Linked DNA regions of Homo sapiens: regions 1 and 2 are each linked to region 3. Evidence: read pairs that join two places in POLR2A ChIA-PET (ENCODE). Cell type or tissue: GM12878. All regions are shown on one strand.

The links. ChIA-PET counts read pairs that join two places held together with the same protein. Peaks named below come from ENCODE experiments on the same cell type or tissue, not always from the same donor. Only the 100,000 strongest peaks of a DNase experiment are listed, where the experiment ranks them.
Region 1: POLR2A ChIA-PET joins it to region 3 with 6 read pairs; 5 of 35 experiments call an interaction of 5 or more read pairs at or near these places.
Region 2: POLR2A ChIA-PET joins it to region 3 with 5 read pairs; 1 of 35 experiments calls an interaction of 5 or more read pairs at or near these places.

Annotation. Positions count from the first base shown.
Region 1 is chr1:225,479,985-225,482,484 of GRCh38, forward strand. All of the region lies in intron 1 of LOC124904526 (a long non-coding RNA gene), which reads left to right. Among named protein-coding and RNA genes, the nearest start is that of LINC02765, 13 kb to the left of the region's middle. In GM12878, a CTCF peak has its summit at 1,109; no DNase peak of the experiment used is centred here.
Region 2 is chr1:224,233,624-224,236,123 of GRCh38, forward strand. All of the region lies in intron 20 of NVL (nuclear VCP like), which reads right to left. Among named protein-coding and RNA genes, the nearest start is that of MIR320B2, 22 kb to the right of the region's middle. In GM12878, no CTCF peak of the experiment used is centred here; no DNase peak of the experiment used is centred here.
Region 3 is chr1:225,991,679-225,994,178 of GRCh38, forward strand. It overlaps SDE2 (spliceosome associated SDE2), which reads right to left. Exons shown (of 7, transcript NM_152608.4): 3 at 1,213-1,324; 4 at 720-889. Among named protein-coding and RNA genes, the nearest start is that of SDE2, 6.4 kb to the right of the region's middle. In GM12878, no CTCF peak of the experiment used is centred here; no DNase peak of the experiment used is centred here; H3K4me3 peaks cover 420 bases; H3K27ac peaks cover 785 bases.

The DNA.
Region 1 (2,500 bases), 510 kb before region 3:
CTGAAGCAGGCGGATCACCTGAGGTTGGGAGTTTAAGACCAGCCTGGCCAACATAGAGAATCCCCATCTCTACTAAAAATACAAAATTAGCCGGGCGTGATGGCGTATGCCTGTAATCCCAGGTACTCGGGAGGCTGAGGTGGGAGAATCACTTGAACCCGGGAGGCGGCGGTTGTGGTGAGCCGAGATCGCGCCATTGCACTCCAGCCTGGGCAACAAGAGCAAAACTCCTCCATCTCAAAAAACAAAGAAGTATAAACATATTTATTACTGCCTACCAGACCATGGATCCAAGGTTTAGCACAGAGGCGTTGATGCACATCAGTGTGGCTTTCCAGAACTCCGCTTTCCCTAGCCTTGCTTTGGGGTGAAGATGAGGCCCTGGGGTGCCTGCCTCATAGCCACATCCACTGCTCCTTGCTGGGCAGCAAGGAGCTCAGGCAAGCAGGCTGGGTCCTGAGGTACGCGTGGTAATTCGTCTGAACCGATTAAGGGAATCTCTCCTCTTTGCAGATGAAGAGTAGTGGGATGGGGCCAGCTCTGCCTGAGATCTGAAAGTCACCAGGGGCCACAGAAAAGTTTCCTGCCTGAGAAGAACGGAAGGGATGCACAAGGAGGAAACCTCCTCCCGGGAGCTGAGGCAGTGACAGTGGCCCTGAGGAAAGGCAGGAACCTAGCGGTGGCATCCAAAACTGTGGAATTAACCAACCCGGGCCCTCGTACCTCAGGGTTGAGAGTCACGTGTGCTAATAAACCTGTAGGGTAAGACCTAAAATTTAAACCCAACACTATGTGCTGCCTTGATCTCTGCTCCAGTCGGAAGGGCCAGGTGTGACCGAGCTGCAAGTTCCCCTCCTCACTCTTTTCTCTCAGATAAGGCCCCCCAGCCAAACATCCCTCCTTACCCAGGGGACCAGGCAGGGCTCCTGCTCACCCACCAGCTGTGGGTTTCACTTCCTTACCAGCCTGTGGAATTACTTAAACAAGTCAATCATATTCTCCGGTGGGAACCAGGGGTCACCACACCCTCTTGCTACTACCACCAAGCCTGCCTCCCACAGCCCCTGCTGGCTCCCTCTGTTCCTGAGTGCAGTTCCCATGGGGCCCTGTGTGGGGCACTGTCCTCCTCCCCTGAGCTGTGAGTTCAGGTTACTAATAACCTGCTGTCAATCGCACCTGTCCAGTATCAGGTGCTGTGTGTTTGGCCATTGCTACAATCCCAGGGCAGGAATCCTTCTCTCATTAACAGGTGAATAGGAGGAAATTAAAACTGTTATTTACATAAGCTGCTTTAAGTCAGGTGTTATTTATGGCTGGACGCAACGTGTCATCTAAGCCCAGGTGCTCCTGTAATACCAGTTACTCCTACCCTGAATGTCTCCCACTTGTACTCGCTTGACACGGACTCAGGAAAGCATCAAGCCAGTGGGTTTATTTCCTGCACCCATAGCGTGACAGATCACAGAACCTGATCACCGTGTGGCACATCCATGAATCCAGGTAGCACTGGCACGGCTACTCTCAACAACTGTCCAGGAAATGAGAGGCCGTTCTGTTTCCTAAAGGGGCCAATATATTATTTTTATTTTCCCTCTGGAATACTTAAAAACAATTTGTATTGGTGGTTTTTTAAAGGGTTATATTTTCTACATTCTAAATGTGCAGAAGAACGTGCTTTCTGGCAGACAGGGAGTATGTCACACATTTTTATGTCTTCTGTGCCAGAACCTTAAAATCGTTTTCTTTTTAAAATCAGACTAAAACGTTCATTAGGACCTCTGAAGCTCCCTAGAAACCATGCAGTCTAATGTGGCATGTGCCGGGATTTCAGAGGACAGAGCAAAATGTTTCCAATTCTTTCCCAACCTCTCCAGCTCACCTCCTGTCTTGCCTCCACCCCACGGCTCATCTTCCAACCTTGCCCATTTACGGGGCCTGTTGCAGAACAGCCCATGCACTCTCACACCTGCAAACTGCTCGTTGCTCTGCCAGAAATACCTTTGCCCCTCTGATGCCCAAGAACACCTGCTCATTCTTAACAGCTCGTCTGTTAATTCCAGGTGAATTGACTTCTCCATCACCACCAAGCAGCTGACATTATTTCCCCATCTGTTTGTATATCATTCTGTATAATTTATTACACTCACATTGTAATTTTTGTTTTGTAAACCAATTTAAGCCAAATTGTTCACTGATCTACTTGTCTGCCTCCCCCTAAACACACATGGACTTAGGGACCAGGGCTCTATTTTAGAGGCAAGTAAATGCTTCTCCCTCTCCCTTGCCTTACAATTCTAGGGAAAGAAGTGTCATTCCATTCGTATCTGGGTGTTGAGGCCCTTGTGTATTTGTGATGGGGTTTATTATGGGAAGAGAACGTTAAGCTGATCTACCATCTTGGGTAAAATCTTTTCAAGCTCATTCACATAATTTACAAATTACTTGGAACTGGCTCCTGTCTGAATTCCAATTACCCTCCATCCTCCCCACACTTACAGCT
Region 2 (2,500 bases), 1.8 Mb before region 3:
TGGCATGCACCTGTAGTCCCAGGCACTGGGGAGGCTTAGGTGGGAGGATCACTTGAGCCCGGGAGGTGGCGGTTGCAATGAGCCAAGATCGCACCACTGCACTCCAGCCTGGGTAACAGAGTGAGACTCTGTCCCAATTAAAAAACAAAAACAAAAAAAAACTAAACTCAAGAAGAAAGGAAATTATGGAGGAAACAATACAATGCATAAAGGGCTAAAGTGCTGACTAGCATATTCATGTATTACATAATGTCTAAAGTAAGCTTATTAAAAAGTCATTTATGGGCTGGGCGCAGTGGGTCATGCCTGTAATTCCAGCACTTTGGGAGGCTGAGATGGCAGAATTGCTTGAGCCTGGGGGGCAAAGGCTATAGTGAGCCTGGGTGACAGAGTGAGACCCTGTCTCAAGAAAACCCCCCAAAAAGTCACTTGTGGCTCCAAGTTCAGAAGGGAAAAATACAAACCCTGGAAAGTCTTTAATGCACCTGATTCAAGTTAAAACTGAATGAACACATCATAAGTTACTTAAAATATGACAAATACAAAACAGGCCTTCACTTATTTAATTAGTTCATGTAATAATATGCTGAGTCAGCACAGTTCTGAGTTCAATGAAAGACACTCATGTTGACTGGAGTTTCACTACATTACAGCTGTAACAGGGTTCTTAGAGATTATATGAGAAAGAGTTTGAGTTTGGGGATAAAAACATCACTTCTATGATTCACAAGTCTTGGAAAGAAAAGATGAAAATGAAAAATAAATTTTTTTAAAAAACCTCATCTCTGGACATTAAACTTATTATATAATGTTGATAATCCCCATACTATATAACTTTTTTTTTTTTGAGATGGAGTCTTGCTCTGTCACCGAGGCTGGAGTGCAGTGGTGTGATCTTGGCTCACCGCAACCTCTGCGTCCTGGGTATGAGTGATTCTCCTGCCTCAGACACATACTATATAAAAGTAAAGACCCACAGAGCTTAAATTTTTAACTGAATCTGGTGTTTTGTTGGCTAAATGTTAGGGTTATAACATTATTTAATAATCACATACCTGCTGGGGTATTCATTCCTTCCCATACTATGAAATCTAACATTGGTGGAAACACCATTAACTAACACAAGCAGATAGCTATAGACTGTAGTGGTGTAGTGTCTCTCAAACTGTAATTATAGTGGCATGAAAATCCAAAATGTACACCATTCAACTTTAGCCCTAACCCCTTCACAGACTGATAGCCTACTTGGTATATCCAAAAGATTTAGCCCAGGGCAAGTTCCGCCACCAAAATCACCTGTTACTCACCGAAAATCTTTTCAGATTTGAGCACTTAAAGCTGTATTATTATTATTTTTTTTGTAGAGATGGGGTCTTACTATGTTGCCCAAGCTGGTCTTGAACTCCTGGCCTCAAACAATCTGCCTGCCTTGGCCTCCCAAAGGGCTAGGATTACAGGTGTGAGCCACTGCTCCCACCCTTAAAGCAGTAAACTACTCAAGTAGTAGTCTCCTAAGCATAAGGCCATTTCTTTATTTTTAATTTTATTTATTTTTATTTTTTGAGATGGAGTGTCGCTCTGTTGCCCAGCCTGGAGTGCAGTGACACGATCTCAGCTCACTGCAACCTCCACCCGCTGGGTTCAAGCAATTTTCCTGTCTCAGCCTCCCTAGTAGCTGCGATTACAGGTGTGCACTACCATGCCCGGCTAATTTTTGTAGTTTTAGTAGAGACAAGGTTTCACCATGTTGGCCAGGTTGGTCTCAAATTTCTGACCTCAAGTGATCTGCCCACCTCAGCCTCCAAAGTGCTGGGATTACAGGCGTGAGCCACTGTGCCTGGCCACATCATTTAAATAAAGACTCGTATGGATTTGATTCCTAATTAGGGGGTGAGGCACATCCTATTTAAGGGGAGGTAGAGGCATTTACATCTGCCCCTCACCACCCCTGCCTGAGACTCTGATCAGTTTCTCTTCACTGAGAATCACTGCTACATTGGAAGGACATAATAGAGAAAAAAAAAGGGCCGGGTGTGGTGGCTCACTGTAATCCCAGCACTTTGGGATGCTGAGGCATGAGGGACTACTTAAGCTCAGGAGTTCATGACAAGACTGGGCAATATGGCGAGACCCTAAAACTACAAAAATTTTTTAAAAAAATTAGCTGGGGATGGTAGCATGCACCTGTAGTCCCAGCTATCCAGGAGGCTGAGGTCAGAGGATTGCTTGAGCCCAGGAAGTCAAGGCTACAGTGAGCCATGATCATGCCACTGTACTCCAGCCTGGGTGAAAGAGGGAAACCCTGTATGGAAAAAAAAAAAAGAAAAAAAAGAAAACAAAAAGCCGGAGGGGGCATTGTCTCTGTTAGTTAAACTTGAGTTTCATTTCCTCCCTCTGTGTCCCCAAATTGGGAAAGTTAACAAACAAATTTACTTCAAAACATATGAAGAAAAACTAATAACTGTAACAACACAAACATAGGAAGGATGAAGGCAGAAAT
Region 3 (2,500 bases):
TGTCATAACCTTTTTGATGCAAAAAGATTGTTTCTTATTCGATTGTTCCCATACTAGGCCTGCCATGTTTTGGATGCTAAAAACAAAAGTTAATGAGAATCATTCACATTAAAAACTGACTTAAAACTGGCAGCAAATTCTTTGAGGTCTAGACATCTTCTGAAGACTTAGCTTATCCCTAAACACAAACAAAAAATTTTCTTACCTGGGGCCCATGGCCCCATGGAATTCAGGGGTTAAATATGCCAAATGTTGGCTGGGCTCATGCCTGTAATCCCAAGCACGAGGTTAGGAGTTTGAGACCAGCCTGGCCAACATGGTGAAACCCTGACTGTACTAAAAATATGAAAATTAGCCAGGCGTGGTGGCGTGTGCCTGTAATCCCAGCTACTCTGGAGGCTAAGGCGGGAGAATTGCTCGAACCCAGGAGGCAGACGTTGCAGTGAGCCGAGATCACACCACTGCACTCCAGCTCTGGGCAACAGACCAAGACTCCGTTTTGGGGGGAAAAAAAAAAGCCAAATGTTGTATATGTGTTCTTTTTTAAAAAAATACTGTGTTCATTTTTGAGGATAAAAGTGCCAAGGTTTTCATCAGATTCTCAGACATCTGTAACCTAAAAAAAGCTTAAGAACTGCTCTTTGTGCGTAGTGTAGAGCAGTCTGAACAGCTGGCTTCAGGGGTGCCAGCTGAACACACTAAGGAATCCTCATTCTCACCTTTGAGGACGGAATCCTCCAGACGCTCAGCCATCTCATGGCACTGCTGCTGGTAGTCGGGGCTGGTGAAGCAGTGCTTGGGTTCTACAAGCTTCCGCTGCAGTCGCTCCAGCCGCTTCTGCTCCTTTTCAGCCTCTCGCTCGGCTTGTTGTTTTACCCATTCAGCCATTCTGGGGATGAGGGAGGAAGAGATATAACTGAATAGATATATTACATATACACTTTTATATATAAAATGTCTCTGACGAATTAATGCACTTGTTCATACTGTGATATTCTCTTAGAAAGGTGAGCCATGCTTACTACTAGCATATGGTACTGAACTTAATCCCAAAGATGATTATTAAATTATGGAAAAGGTTAAATCTGATAATAAATTTGGATGTAAATATTTTAAGTTTCCATTTCCAATATGCGTGGCATATGTATAATCACTACTAATAGGAAAGTATATGTCTCTCCTCAAAAACACAAAAAAAGGTGGGCATCTTACGCTTTTTCATGATTGACATCGCGTAGTCTCCTTCCACTGAGATCCCGACAAGCTTCTCGATTGGTTGTCTTCTCAATCTGAGCACCAAGTGCTCGGAGCATAGATCCAAAACCTGAGCAGATGTATTTGGAGAAAGCAGGTTAAAATGTGTTCAAGGATGGATAAAAGCAGAATTTGTGAAAACAATCTGTATCACAAGATTAACAATGATCTCTACTTTCTTTCTTTTTTTTTTTTTTTAAGAAAAGATGAACATCAAGGTTCTAATTCAGGCAGCGAAAGTAAAAAGACTGATTTAACCTCATGCCTTTCACCTTTCATTTTATAGTTCTGAGATAAAATACCTAGCCTTCCCAAACCTAATTATTTATCCTTGTGTTAGTTATTTGCATACCGGTATAATACCTGTACAGCTAGAATATTTAAAAAGCTTTACCCAGGCCAGGTGCAGTGGCTCACGCCTGTAATCCCAGCACTTTGGGAGGCTGAGGCGGGCAGATCATGAGGTCAGGAGATCAAGACCATCCTGGCTAACACAGTGAAACCCCGTCTCTACTAAAAAATACAAAAAATTAGCCAGGCGTGGTGGCGGGCGCCTGTAGTCCCAGCTACTCAGGAGGCTGAGGCAGGAGAATGGCGTGAACCCAGGAGGCAGAGCTTGCAGTGAGCTGAGCTCGTGCCACTGCACTCCAGCCTGGGAAACAGAGCCAGGCTCTGTCTCAAAAAAAAAAAAAAGAAGCTTTACACAATCACAGAGATCCCAAGATTCTCAGATTAAGAACTTAAAAAGTATATAGTGAGATTTTTCAATGAGTTTAGAAGGAAAGGCAATTTTAAGCTCCACTGGCTGATATAACATGCTTCATTCATTCATTCTTTTTATCCCCCCTAAGAGATGGGGCCTTGCTCTGTCATCCAGGCTAGAGGGCAATGGCTTGATGTAATCAAAGCTCACTGCAGCCTTGAACTCCTGGGCTCAATGGATCCTCTTACCACAGCCTCCCAAGTTGCTAGGATTACAGGCGTGTACCGATGCAGCTAGCTATTTTTTTTTTTTTGTAGAGACCAAGGTCTCACCATCTTGCCCAGGCTAGTCTCAAACTCCTGGGTTCAAACTGTCCTCCCACCTTGGACTCTCAAAGTGTTGGGATTACAGGCATGAGCCACCATGCCTGGCCACATGCTTCATTCTTTTTTTTTTTTTTTGAGAGAGTCTCACTGTGTCGCCCAGGCTGTAGTGCAGTGGCACAATCTCGGCTCACTGCAGCCTCCACCTCCAAGGTTCAAG